Regions from separate parts of the Homo sapiens genome. Here region 1 is linked to region 2. The links are chromatin contacts, found by Hi-C in ENCODE. All regions are on one chromosome and are shown on one strand. The core of a region is the stretch at or near the end of the contact, and the rest is flanking DNA. Distances in the headings are between cores, read along the strand shown. Region 1 overlaps ZEB2 (zinc finger E-box binding homeobox 2). Region 2 overlaps ARHGAP15 (Rho GTPase activating protein 15).

Region 1 (6,361 bases), core at 3,769-6,268, 990 kb before region 2:
ATGACAGAAAATTTCCCATGCTTGTTGAGTTTCCTTTCAAGTAAGAAAGTAATTCTTGTAATAAATAAAAATGTTATATTTCTTTCTTCCAATGTTATCAAGTTAATAAACCCTTACCTTAGTTTATAAAGTCAAAATTTACTAATGTATTGAAATGAGAACCGAAATACTCAAAAAGAAATCTTAAACATCAAATAATAACGAGGGTAATGAATGAATGGTCATGGTTATGGATGGTGATGATCTAATGTAAGGTCCTATCTCTTTTTAATAGAGAGTCCTCAGGCTCAGACAATTTAGGGTTAAAGTGCCTATAACCAGATCAGAATCCTCAGTTATTACGTAGTACTCTTTTAAGACCCGTGAATTAAGTTATAATCAATGATTACAACACTGGTATCATTTATTAATGTACCCTTCTCTTCTAGGGTAGCAGAGATCAGTTTCTGACACCTTAGAACTCTTCATGTGCAAGAGGAAATTGAAACAATAACAACATATTTAGGCAGTAGGCAAAATGATTTGCTTTGGCTTTACCTACAGGGAAACTTGGGCAATGGTCATTAGACTTTTTTAATGGAACTTCAAGTCTGATGCCTTGTGACCAGGTGCTAACATGGAAAAGAGTTAGCATCATTGACATTCTTTGATTCGGAAGCACATAAGAGGTAGATAAGGAGACAACACAGGCGACCCACCTCCAGGCCAGGAGAAGAGGACAGTTCCTGGAATGTCTGCAATGTGTTACTATTTTTGTCACACCTATGTGAGGCCATCCATCTGGTCTGAATCAATCAGTCTCATCCCAGGGCTCTGCTCCTCTCCCAGCTGAAATAATACCCTTCTTTCCTCAGTGCTGTCTTCAGGAGGGGCGCTGCTCAGGACTGCCCGGACAAGGCCAATTAATGAGCCTGTGTATTTGCAAACGATGACCCAGGATTAGACACTGGAGAAAACTTTCTTTAAATTCTCTATAAACTCTGCTCTCCTAGAAACAGTACTTGAGAAAACCGGATGAATCATTAGACAAATAATTGACCCCAGAAAGCGAAAGACTGATGCTACATTACTTTGCATACGTACATCTTATTTTTTAAAGAAAATGTCCTTGCCTTGAATTTAAACCATGAATTGGTCTGCTGTTATACCCAAAGTAGATAAAGCCTGGGTGTGAGGCATTCACCATGACTTAGCCTGAAGTATTTTCTTCGGCCACTTCACTCTCCTCCACGCTACATGTTCAATTTCCCTGCACCTCTGTAACAACCCTACACCTCTGCTTCTAGATCATCTTCTTGGCATTCCTCATGTGCACATCCTGTTCTCTAGCAGTCCCTTATCCATGCCGCCTCATCAGATTCCTGCACACCTGACAGCCTCTTGCTTGCTATTTCAGCTACTAGACTACTGACCTCTATTGTACATGCCTGCAATCCCAGCACTTTGGGAGGCCAGGGTGGTAGGATGGCTTGAGCCCAAGAATTTAAGACCAGCCTGAGCAACATAGTGGGACCCTGTCTCTACCAAAAAAAGAATCAAGGTATGCACCAGTTAAGCCAGCCACGTTTTAGGACCACATAGCACTCTTCCCACAAGAGACCTCAAAACTTAATGACACTGGCTTTGGCAAATTCAATACCATGACATAAAACTACTCATTTTCCCTATCTGCCTAGTTTTCCATTGCAGTGGGAAATACCACCCTATCGTGGACCTCCCAACCAGGAACCCCATGGTTATTTTTGTCTCACTGCTGTCTTTCTCACTCCCCACAACCAGTCTGTTACCAACCGTTGCTACTTTTTCTTTGCCAATGTTTCCTGAATCCACCCCTTTCCTTTCCATTCTCATAGTTGTGGTCTTAGTCTAGGCTTTGGCCTTGGCCCATGGGGACTTTGCAGCCTTCTTTCCCCTCTCCCACCACATTCACATATCAAATTCCAGCTTACTTTATTTAATAACACTGACAAATTTTTTTTTCTCTTGTCTATGTTTTTGGTCCATTCATTCTCTCTGAGCTCCATTGAGACTGCCAGCTGCTCTCTGGACTGGCTTCTAATGTTCACTTCATACATGTCACCTCTTCATCCAGCTACCTCCTAATTGTTCCAATCTTTTTTTCTTTCTTTTTGGAGGTAAGCTCTTCTGGTACTTCTTTTTTTATCGTTCTCACACTTCTTCAGAAACTCTTCTCATGGTATACATGTTCCTGGTACACACCACTCAAGGGCAGATTCTGACACTTTCTTTCGGTAGTCCATCCGTGCTTCCTTTCTGATGTAGCAAAGTGTCCTCTTTGTGAGCACGCCCAGGTTCAAAACTTCCATTTCCACCACTTGCTACCTATGACATTGGGCAGTTACCTGACAGCACTTCACCTCAGCTTCCTCATCTGTAAAATGGATTGTTGTGATGAGTAATAAGATCATTTATTTAGAGCACTGCTGGCACACAGTAAGCACTGTTAACATGTTTGCTATTAGTATTATTATCATATCTCATAGGACTCCCCAATCACACCCCGCTTCAATCACCATCATGCTGTATGCCATATTATCCTTGCATGTAAATTTTGAGGACCACATAACTGGGTTTTAAAAATCTGGTTCTAACAGTAGTTTATGTCTTAGAAATCAGGGCAAAGTTAATCGAAGATACCTAATATCAAACCAGGTAAAGATGAAGACTTTAAATGCTTTTTGAGGATGATTATAAAGAACATTATGATAAGAATGATGATGATATGATGATGATGATGATGATGATGATGATGAAGAAAACATGACCAAATGCTTCTTTGGGTTAATACTCTGCTTATAAAACGAAGTGTCCAGGAAACATACAGTATTCCTCCTGAAATTAGTTTTTTTTTCCCATTAAATGGAAACATGTTATGCATAAGAACATATATTGTGCAGTATGCATGAGATTTATTTTTCAGAAAGCAGAGAAATGGCAAGAATTTTAAGTGTTCTACATACTTATTTAGATCTCACATCAGGAGATAAAACAAATGAAAACTCTGACTTGTTAATAATTTACGTTTTGGTGGAAAATTCATACAAGCTGTTAAGATACCTCTAAGACCCAACACAGAAAATGCAAATAACATATATCCACTGTGCACTGAAGAAAATTTGTCTGAAAAGAAAATAACATCAATTAAAAAAAAAAAACACAAGTGATTTCAAGGGAATGTTGACCACATTTACAGGGCTGTAATTGTGCTTATTAATTTTAGATGTCTCTTTTGAAATATTCGTGTAAATGATCTCTCCACTTACCAGGTGTTTCTTACAGAAAGTCCACTGGGCTACCTCACTACCTAGGAGGTGGCTTACAAATAGGGGATTTCTTTTTAGAAAGCCACACCATTACTTTTCTCTAACAGCTTATGCAAAAGTTTTGTGGGGGAGGGAAAAACCCAAGCCAAAAAAAAAAAAGAAAGAGAGAGAGAGAGAAGAGTGTGCATGACAATAACTACCTCTGTCCCTTAGGTTTTTGTTCTTTTCATGTCATGGAACTTTTTAGCTGTGCTGCCTGGGTAACTGCTCTGGAAGGTTGGAATATCTGTTGTTGAAGGAGGTTTGTGATTGAGGGCCCTCTGACACAACCTTTTGTTGCATTGAGGTGTTTGATCCTCTTTCCCTTTCTTCTAAAACCAATCCCATCCCTTTAAAAAATGGATAACCAGCACTTCTTTTACTTATTGTCAGCTTTTGGAAAGTTACTCTGGGGGTTTGTAGAAGTTTAACTAGTTAACTCTTTGCATGCTGATGTCCTGTCGCTAAATATTCTTCTTCTTTCTAAACAGGAAGGATTTTAATCACTTATATCAGGTAACTACCGCTGTTATGCAGGCATAGCAAGTGAAACATATTAAGGTCCAGAAATAAAGCATTTGTGTTCAAGGTCTTCAAATGTGAGAGTGATTCAGGCTTTGCAATGAGACACATCCTTATTTTCTTTTTGTCCTAGAACCGAAACATGTGAGAGTTATGACTCTGCCACTTGAAAAAACATGATGATATACTAATTTTTCATTGAAGAACAACAGGCTTTGGTAATAAGTAAATGCAAAGGGTTACTTCAGAACTGGGGTACATAACTGAATGGCAACAAAGAAAGAGAGCCTTAGAATGAAAAGTGTAGGGGTCTTGTTCCAGTCTGCTGACTAGATGCTGGAATATTTTTTTCCCAAAAGAAGGGACACAACCCAGGCTCTAGGAAAGAAAAGAAGCTTAAGTGGATTATTTAACAAAAAAGCAACTTATGGCTTCTAGATAGTGACCTACATTCTGCACACAATAATGATGTTTTACGGTGGTGATAGGGTTAATAACCTAACATCATTCATGTAGTGTTTTTTGAAAATTGAATTTTACTGCTACAAAGTAAATGTAACAGCCCTCTGGAGACAATATTACAGGCACTTTATTGTTTGCTAAGCTGATGTCATCTTTCTACAGACTGACTTTAAAACAAAGGCAGAACATTTATTACAAATATCACTGTGTGAAAGGAAATCTACTGAAATATTGTTTAGAAGGTGAGCTGATAAAAAAGTATTAATACTTGGCTTTGATCATCTTGTACTATAAAGTTATGACTTCAAATTTTTTCTCATGTGATCTCTATTCAAGGCAAACTTCATCCTGGCAATTCCTACCTGTGTCTCTAACATTATTTGCCCTCAAGTTGAAACATTTGTTTAAGATTCATGCGTGTTTTAAATACATTTTTACTCTCTAAGGCAATTTCTTAACAGAGTTGATGAGTTTTTGAGAGAGAGAGATTAAATAGCATCTTTCAGAGATAATATATGTATGATTTTAAAAACAAAGTATGGAGATTAAGCTGTTTAGTTTATATAATGAACTTTCAAAATCACCTGTAAGTGGTGACTGCAAAGTTTGCAATTTAAATAAGCTGTTTCAGGCACTGCCAAGCAAGCATTCTGCATCACAGGTTGCTTGCAACTCAGAGGGTTTGGTCTCTGTATCTGATGCACGTGTAATACAGCGTGAAGTTGTTTGTGGATCACACAGGAGCTTCTTAGAGCTTCATTTCCACACTGTAACCCTTGAAAATGTATCAAATGAGCAGATGCACTTGGCTCTTCCTTAAAAGGCACAAGTAATTTGTTTGTAAATCAGTTACCTTTCAAGAAAAGTTAAATTAGGGGGAACTCTTGTTTCTTTGATGTTTTCCCTCTTAGAAAGCCAAAGAGCAAATTAATGATCATTTTGAAGTAATAATGATAATGAGGAAAATATAATTTAGTGAGCTACACTATCCCAAAATAACTTTTTCAGGTACAGCATATAAATAACAGCCCAAAGGACTAAAGCAGCCTGATGGTGTTTTTCTAAGAAAATGATTTACTGCTCTGCCTTTGTCTCTGAACTCTGGTTAGAAGGAAAACACAGGTCAAGGAAATTGGGTTAAGGGAAAAAAAGCCTGTTATGGGCTAGGTGTAGAATTGTATGAATAGTGACTAATTGGGAGTCTGTAGCACTCAGATCAGTGTGTGCAATGCTCAGTACTGGCTGATGGTATTTATATCAGTCAAAAATGAAGCTGGATACATCTTTGCGTGCTCTACGAAGGCAGTGTGTTAGTTGGTGAATTGGCCGTGACCAGGAGAAAGCTACCAGTAGTACTATGATTGTGACTAAACCAAGAACTGAACTGCAATGTTTTAAAAATTTATTTTACTAATAAGTGTACTTCTGTATAGAAAAATCATTTTTAAAAAACCTTACAACTATTTTGAAACATTTTACTATAAGCCTGCCTTTGATTTGTTTGGGAAGCTATTTTATAGTCACTCAATTCATTTATTGTATTTGACAAATATTAGCTACTTACCATGTGCCAGCACCAAAGGTTCAAAAGTGAGTCCTCACAGAGCCTTACAGATTAGTGTCAGAAAGAACTGCTTGGCAAGGGTAAGAGTGTGACACATTGTGAGTATTCAAGAAATGTTTGTTGAGTGACTGATAGAATGAATTGAGGGATGATCAAGGTAAGTCCTCGATTTGATATATGTACAAGGAGGAACTAAGAGTTTCCCTCCCTGAACAGGTCAGAAAGGACATGCTTGAGCTGGCCTTAAAAAAACACCTGAGTGGCATGTAGCATGTGAATAATGAACAGGAATGAGCCACTGGTGGTAGAAACAGCATCCCAGAATATGCTCTGAGTTTTAGCAGCACAGCCCATTTCTGACCCCTGCATGCCTCAAAGCCACTTTAAGAATTTGGTCTTTGCCCTTCTGTCCTCACCCCCTGTTGTACTGTAATACACGCAAACATGTGTGTGCATGTACACACACATGCACACACACATGTGCTAACTC
Region 2 (6,353 bases), core at 2,200-4,699:
CACTTCCCAAATTGAAGTGATTCTCGTGCCTCAGCCTCCCGAGTAGCTGGGATTACAGGCATGTGCCACTAAGCCTGGCTAATTTTTTTTTTTTTTTTTGAGATGGAGTCTCTCTCTGTTGCCCACGCTGGAGTGCAGTGGTGCGATCTCGGCTCACTGCAACCATTGCCACCTGGGTTCAAGCAATTCTCATGCCTCAGCCTCCTGAGTAGCTGGGAGTACAGGTGAACACCACCATGCCTAGCTAATTTTTGTGGTTTTAGTAGAGATGGGGTTTTACTATGTTGGCCAGGCTGGTCTTGAACTTCTGACCTCAAGTGATCCACCCCACCCCCAGCCTCCCAAAGTGCTGGGATTACAGGTGTGAGCTACCACGCCTGGCCTAATTTTTGTATTTTTAATAGAGGTGGGATTTCACCAGGTTGGCCAGGATGGTCTTGAACTCCTGGCCTCAAGTGATCCTCCTGCCTCATCCTCCCAAAGTGCTGGAATTACAGGTCTGAGCCACCATGGCCGCCTGTCTGGCCTGTGTAATTATAATGCAGCACAGTAAGGAGTCAAATGGAAATGTAAGAGATTAAAGGATCTAAGAGGAGGGATTGACCTCAGGTCATTTTGGAGAAATATCAAGTGCCCTGAGAACCCAAGCAAACAAAAATTGCTTTTACAAGACCTTGAATATCAGCCATTAACAAATTCAAAATTGTATAGTTGGAAGAGTCATTCTGAGCATCTTAACAAAGTGTGTTTATGTGCTATCCTAACAACTTTCCTTCTAGGTCCAGTCATCGCAGTGACCACCAGTCATGTATGATCTGCTTCAACTGACAGCTGTAGTCAAAGTCCCATAGGTCTGTATTCTAGTGTTGGAGACTGAAGAAACACTTAACATCCTTCAGAATAACTCTGCCTCAGGGCAATTTTGGTTTCAAGTCCATCTTTGGAATGACACAGAATAATCAATCTAAGTTTTCACAGGTTACAAAAGTAATATTTTCGATTTCTGGTCTCACCTCAAAAACCTTGCCATTTCCCATGATAGAATACCAAGAAATGCAGGGCCAAGCACGGTATATTTTTTTTCTTCCATTTGGAACTAGTAAAAACGATGCCATTAGAAAGTACTTTGCAAATTAAAATATACACACATGACGTATAAATGCTAGATTATGAAAATAATTACGGTATGAGTTATATCTTTTTGAAACTCCCCTAGGTATTCTGGTGATAGTATTCTTAATTAGAGAGATATATATGTATATCATATTGTCTTCAATACCACCATCTGGCTCCACATGTGAGAAATGCGTGTAAGGTGCATTGGTTTTTCAAAGAAAATGAAAATATGTTTTTAAATGCTTTATCTTGTTTCCTTCTCATACATACTGAGAAACTAGCAGAGTCTTGGACATGATTAGACAGTTTTTAACGTAGCCAAACTCTCCAAAGTTGGCTCTAATGATTACTTTCCTGGAGACAGACTAGAACGTCAACTTCCATTTCCTGATGCCGTAAATAATTGTCCTCAGATGACAAGTCAAATTACAAGGCCTGTGCCATCATTCATTCCACTCATTTTGTTCTAAGAAGAGTTATGTAGAGGTTGAAGTCAATAGATGACTATAATATATAGCATACTTTTTATTAACCAAATAACTTGAAAGCACTATAAATACAAAATAAAAATGTTAAGAAGTGCGTGGATATAAAGCAAGGTCCATCACTGGGACCCTGTAAACAGCCGTAAAAGTCTTTGAATATCGTGGTTTACAAATCTGATTTTAACAGCCAAACTTATAAAACAGTTTACGCTTTTCTGTTGTCAAGGGAGAAAAACTTGCCAAATTGTTCATTTTAAGTAAATACAACATAACCAATTAAGGAAAGCAAAATTTAAACACATGCCTGTGATAATCGGGACATAGTTTGCTTCTGATTTCACTACTGATTTTAACAGAACAGTGTTCCTTCCATTTTCCCACAGCACCCAAGTGACCCCACACATACTTTTAGAAACTTGTAATCACACAGTGCAAATAAAAGGACACTTTACTGGAAAATACACAGTGTGGTACAATAATCCATCATTTATGAAAAATAGAATTCAGCCTTTTCTTTTCCCTCAGAGATTCAACTACTTTTTGAGGGTGAAGCTTCCTGCAGTTTAAAGATTTATGTTAAGCCAACGAGTAGTTTTTTTTTTCCATTCCCACTTTGAGTTTTTATTTGAAAATAAATAGAGCCAAAAGAGATATGGGTTTAAACTCTGAAATATTTAATCTGATTTGCATAAGAGACTAGAGCAATCACTCTTAATCCTAGGTATTTTTACCTCCATAAACATTAACCTTAACCTGAAATGTACTAGCTTTCCAGGTATTCTAGAATTTACTTATATTTCCTTTATGTTTTCCTCTGCTTTTCCCATTGGAGATCTTTTCTGTCAAGCCTGAACAAATAGAATGCTTTTCAAAGACTGAGAATTTTCAATAACAATAGGCAATTCAAATCTCAACACACAGGCCAAAGGCATTAGCTTTAAATACCATTCTTAACCAGTTGAGAGACTTAATTGGTGCTAAAACTGCTCTCACCAGAGGGGAGTTAGAATTCTGGGCTTTCTAAGATGTTAGGATAGTGGGCTTTCTAAGATGATCTTCAGTTAATAGTATTACATATGAGAATAGGCATTAGCCCAACACAAGTGTTATACCTGACACAGCTATTGTGCTATTAAAAATCACCTCTAGAGCTACGAATGCTTACTGTAAATGGGTGCCCTTAGTATACTTATTTTCTCACTTTAGTAACAGGAAGGGGAAACAATGCCCTCTGGATGGACGACGAATATCTACTCCCATTTAGGGTATGGGAACCAAAAAAGAAAACCCCCAAATCTTCCAGAATTCAACGGTTTGGATAATATGATCCAAAATTGTGCATCTGCCAGAACATCTCTTTCTGGGGACCTTATTTTGAAATACCTTCTTTTCCTGCCAAACTGCTGTTCTCGCGGTATTCCCATGTTACAATTACATGTTGTTATTATTTTTTTTTTGAAATTTGGAAGTGCTGGGACAGCCAACATTTCAGAAATGTTGCTAAAGGAAAGTGGAGTCATTATACTTCAGAAAAGCTATTACACACAGCTTTCTACACTACTTGTTCTCACTTTATCGGTGAGGTTTGACATTGAGATCAACATCAGTGTAGGTAGATAGTTTTGTTAGCAGCTAGGAGCTCTAAACATTTCAATTCAATTCCAAAAGGACATCAAGGGCAAAGCTGGCAACAGTAGCTTTAGTGCCATCATCTTACCACTCTGCAGTATTCAGAGCAGGAAATCAAAGAAAAAAAAAAGACAAAATAAGGTTTTGTCAGGCTCTTAATCCCCAGAGGTTCCAAAACTCTTCTCACACCATCATAGGGATTACATAACAAAGTACTGAATTATCTCCACTCACATTTTCCAACACAAACTTCTTGTATTGGAATTACCCTGCTTAACTACTTTCCAAATTACATAAATAAGAGCACCTTATCCCAAATTGATTGAAAAAAAGAAATCAAGTTTATTACATTTCTTTCCAGCCTCCTGTTTATTCCTTTCCAGGGCATTCACGCTTGTGCTAATTCATGGGGCTGTAATAAATACTGCTTTGCCTTCCCCCGCCTGTGGTTTCAGAGCTCCCAGAACTTTGCACATAACTCCCTATGTCAGAGTGGGCAGAAAGGGTAAGTTTGGGCTTAATGTACTGTTGGTCATTTAATATCTCTTTTTTTCACTTGCTCAGTGTAAATAGAAGTCATAATTTCAAACCCCAACTTGCAGCCTGAAAAACTAAGTTATTGAAACTTTAAGTGACTTGCTCAAAACACAAATCATGATTAAATCTGGAAATAATTGAAAGAGGGAATGCTGGGCACTTTAACTGCAGTGCTCAGTTTTAACCACTTAATTCCCACTTAGACATTGTGGAAATACAAAATAGACAATTAGATTCATAACAGAAGGGTGTGTACTCATCATCTATTCCATGATTAATATTCATGCTATCTACCCATTTAAGGAGAAGTGAAAATTCATACAATTAAAATGTTTACTTTTAGACTGCATTATCAACTTTAAGTAGTTAAATCTAACCACATTTTTGCATTTTTGATATCAGTGAACAGCTGGCGTCTACTGTCAATTCAGCCATAGGAAAATTTCATGGCTACTTTTCTCAGGAATTTATGTATCCATGTCTTCTACTTCTAATGCATTTGTCTATGATGTAAATTCTTCACTGTCTTTTCATGTATAGACTTAGTATTTTTATTTTGCTCGTAATACATCTTAGGTGTATCTACATTGATAATGTATTTCTATAGTGTAAGGCAGGGTGTTTTGTTTAAACTCTTTTTGTTATAGCACTTAGCATAGCTTTGGGTTTCATAGTGAGTACTTTTAATGGTAATAATGATGATTGATAACTTCAATCCCATACTGCAAATATTAAGTATACCATCACAATGTTTAATTTCCCTTCCACTATAGATTTATCTGGTTTCCTTTTATAAGCCAGAGTTTAATGACTTTTTTTTTTTGCGTCACAGGTTATGAAAATACTACATTTTCAGAAAAACAATAAAAAGAGGGAAAATATACCTAAACAGCAAAACCTATCTTGTATGTAGAGAAACACAATGACATTTTTTTTTTCCTTAAAACAAAATGAGATACAGTGTAAAATGTAAAGATTCAGATCATTTAGACATTCTTCTATTGATTATATATTTTAACTGGGCTTCTTATGACTTGATATAGTGTCAGTAAAACTTTGTCACTTGAGAGCTGTTCAAAACTTTGATAAATTTGCTAATAAAGTAAGTGGTTATTGAGCTAAGGCAGTAGCTGATATTGAAAGCTGAATTACTAAAAAAAAGAAGAAAATATCATAGGGCATCAATCCACACAAAGGGCACTGTGAAGCAGAAATATGTTTTCCATGAGGAAAGATTGTATATTAAATACAGGAATGGGTTCTCTTCTAGTGATAGAAAACAGGCCACAGCCAAATCAAATGAGAAGAGCCTTAAATATAAATGTGAACATCAGTCCATAAAAGAGAAAAAAAAAAAACCCCAAAAAGAGTTGTAGGCGTGGTAATTCCACCAGAGAGGTGATAGCCTCTGCCTTCTACGAAATTAACACTTAGATTTCCGCAAAAAAGTAAGTCAAGTTGGAGAATAAAACACATGCATATATAAGAATATTGGATATTTCAGTACTGATGTATGGACTCAGATTCTGAACCATCATTAGCAGTATTTCAGTTGAGTGGCATTTAAATACTCTTTCCATGTATACATACATAGTGAGAGCTACCACTGTATATCATATGTACGTATTTGTTTGCACATTTGTAAAAATGCCTGTAAAGATACATTCTCAGCAGGTATAGAGGGGAGTAACATATAGTAATTTTGAGGCTTCTTCTTTAAATCTCTAAATTCCTGGACTGTGTGTTACAATGTATCTTTAGTAAAGAATATGCTATAATGTATCCTTAATTTTCCAAACAAAATTTTCAGCCAGGACAGAAAAACATACATGACATGTGCAGATAGTTTGAGAAATGTCTTAAAGCCAAATAATCAATAGTTAAGAAGTGGGAAAATGTTTCTTAGATTATAAGTTATACATAATTCTTCTAAAATAGTCTTAATTTCCACTTTTGCTAGACAATCGGATTATTCTAATGTCATATTTATAATAATGACTAATATTTTGAAGTTATTTGCTATATAATAAGGAATTTACTAAGCACATTGATCTCATTTAATCCTTATCAATATGGTAGGTTCCATTATTATCCATTTTACAGATTAGAAATCTGAGGTTCAGAGAAGTTAAGCCAAGTAGCAAATCAGTGGCAGAACCACAACTCAGGTGGTGTCTGATTCCCTGCCCTAAGGCCCTGCCTGTCCATCTGTGTGGCAATGCTGTCACCGTGTCTAAGGACATAGAGAGATGGTAATGTCCCCCACCCCCTTGCCTCACCATACTCAAGTACTTGCAACCTAAGGTCTTAAATCATCTGCTTTACCATGAACTGATTACTGAAACTATCCATGTGGTGTGTATCATTGTACGGCTGAGAGAGAAAAAGAGTCATCTTAGGTAAGATGAGTGAATCATGGGACAACAGTGGAGCTGGTGGCTGAATACTCTCTGGATTGCCAATAAGAACAGTTGAAGAATACATCTGGGTAGGACAGAACTGTAACCACCATGGACATGAATTGAGTTCTGCTGCAAGGATGCATACTGGGCAGAAGACAAATCACTCACCATGCTCCAGATTGCT

The links. Hi-C counts contacts between places; a loop is a spot of excess contacts on that map.
Region 1: a loop to region 2 is called in a map of mesothelial cell of epicardium, with 29 times the contacts of the local background. The contact joins two enhancer-like sites. A Hi-C loop is called at or near these places in 1 of 168 maps with a recorded cell type or tissue (mesothelial cell of epicardium).

The regions. Positions count from the first base shown.
Region 1 is chr2:144,468,607-144,474,967 of GRCh38, reverse strand. The region is part of intron 2 of ZEB2 (zinc finger E-box binding homeobox 2); the gene reads left to right. Among named protein-coding and RNA genes, the nearest start is that of ZEB2-AS1, 48 kb to the left of the region's middle. Within about 2 kb of position 5,018, at least 2 of the 41 ENCODE cell types and tissues checked have a DNase peak (open chromatin) inside an H3K27ac peak, as active enhancers do.
Region 2 is chr2:143,478,112-143,484,464 of GRCh38, reverse strand. All of the region lies in intron 8 of ARHGAP15 (Rho GTPase activating protein 15), which reads right to left. Among named protein-coding and RNA genes, the nearest start is that of ARHGAP15-AS1, 290 kb to the left of the region's middle. RefSeq lists enhancers at 2,166-2,926, 3,156-3,669. Within about 2 kb of position 3,449, at least 2 of the 41 ENCODE cell types and tissues checked have a DNase peak (open chromatin) inside an H3K27ac peak, as active enhancers do.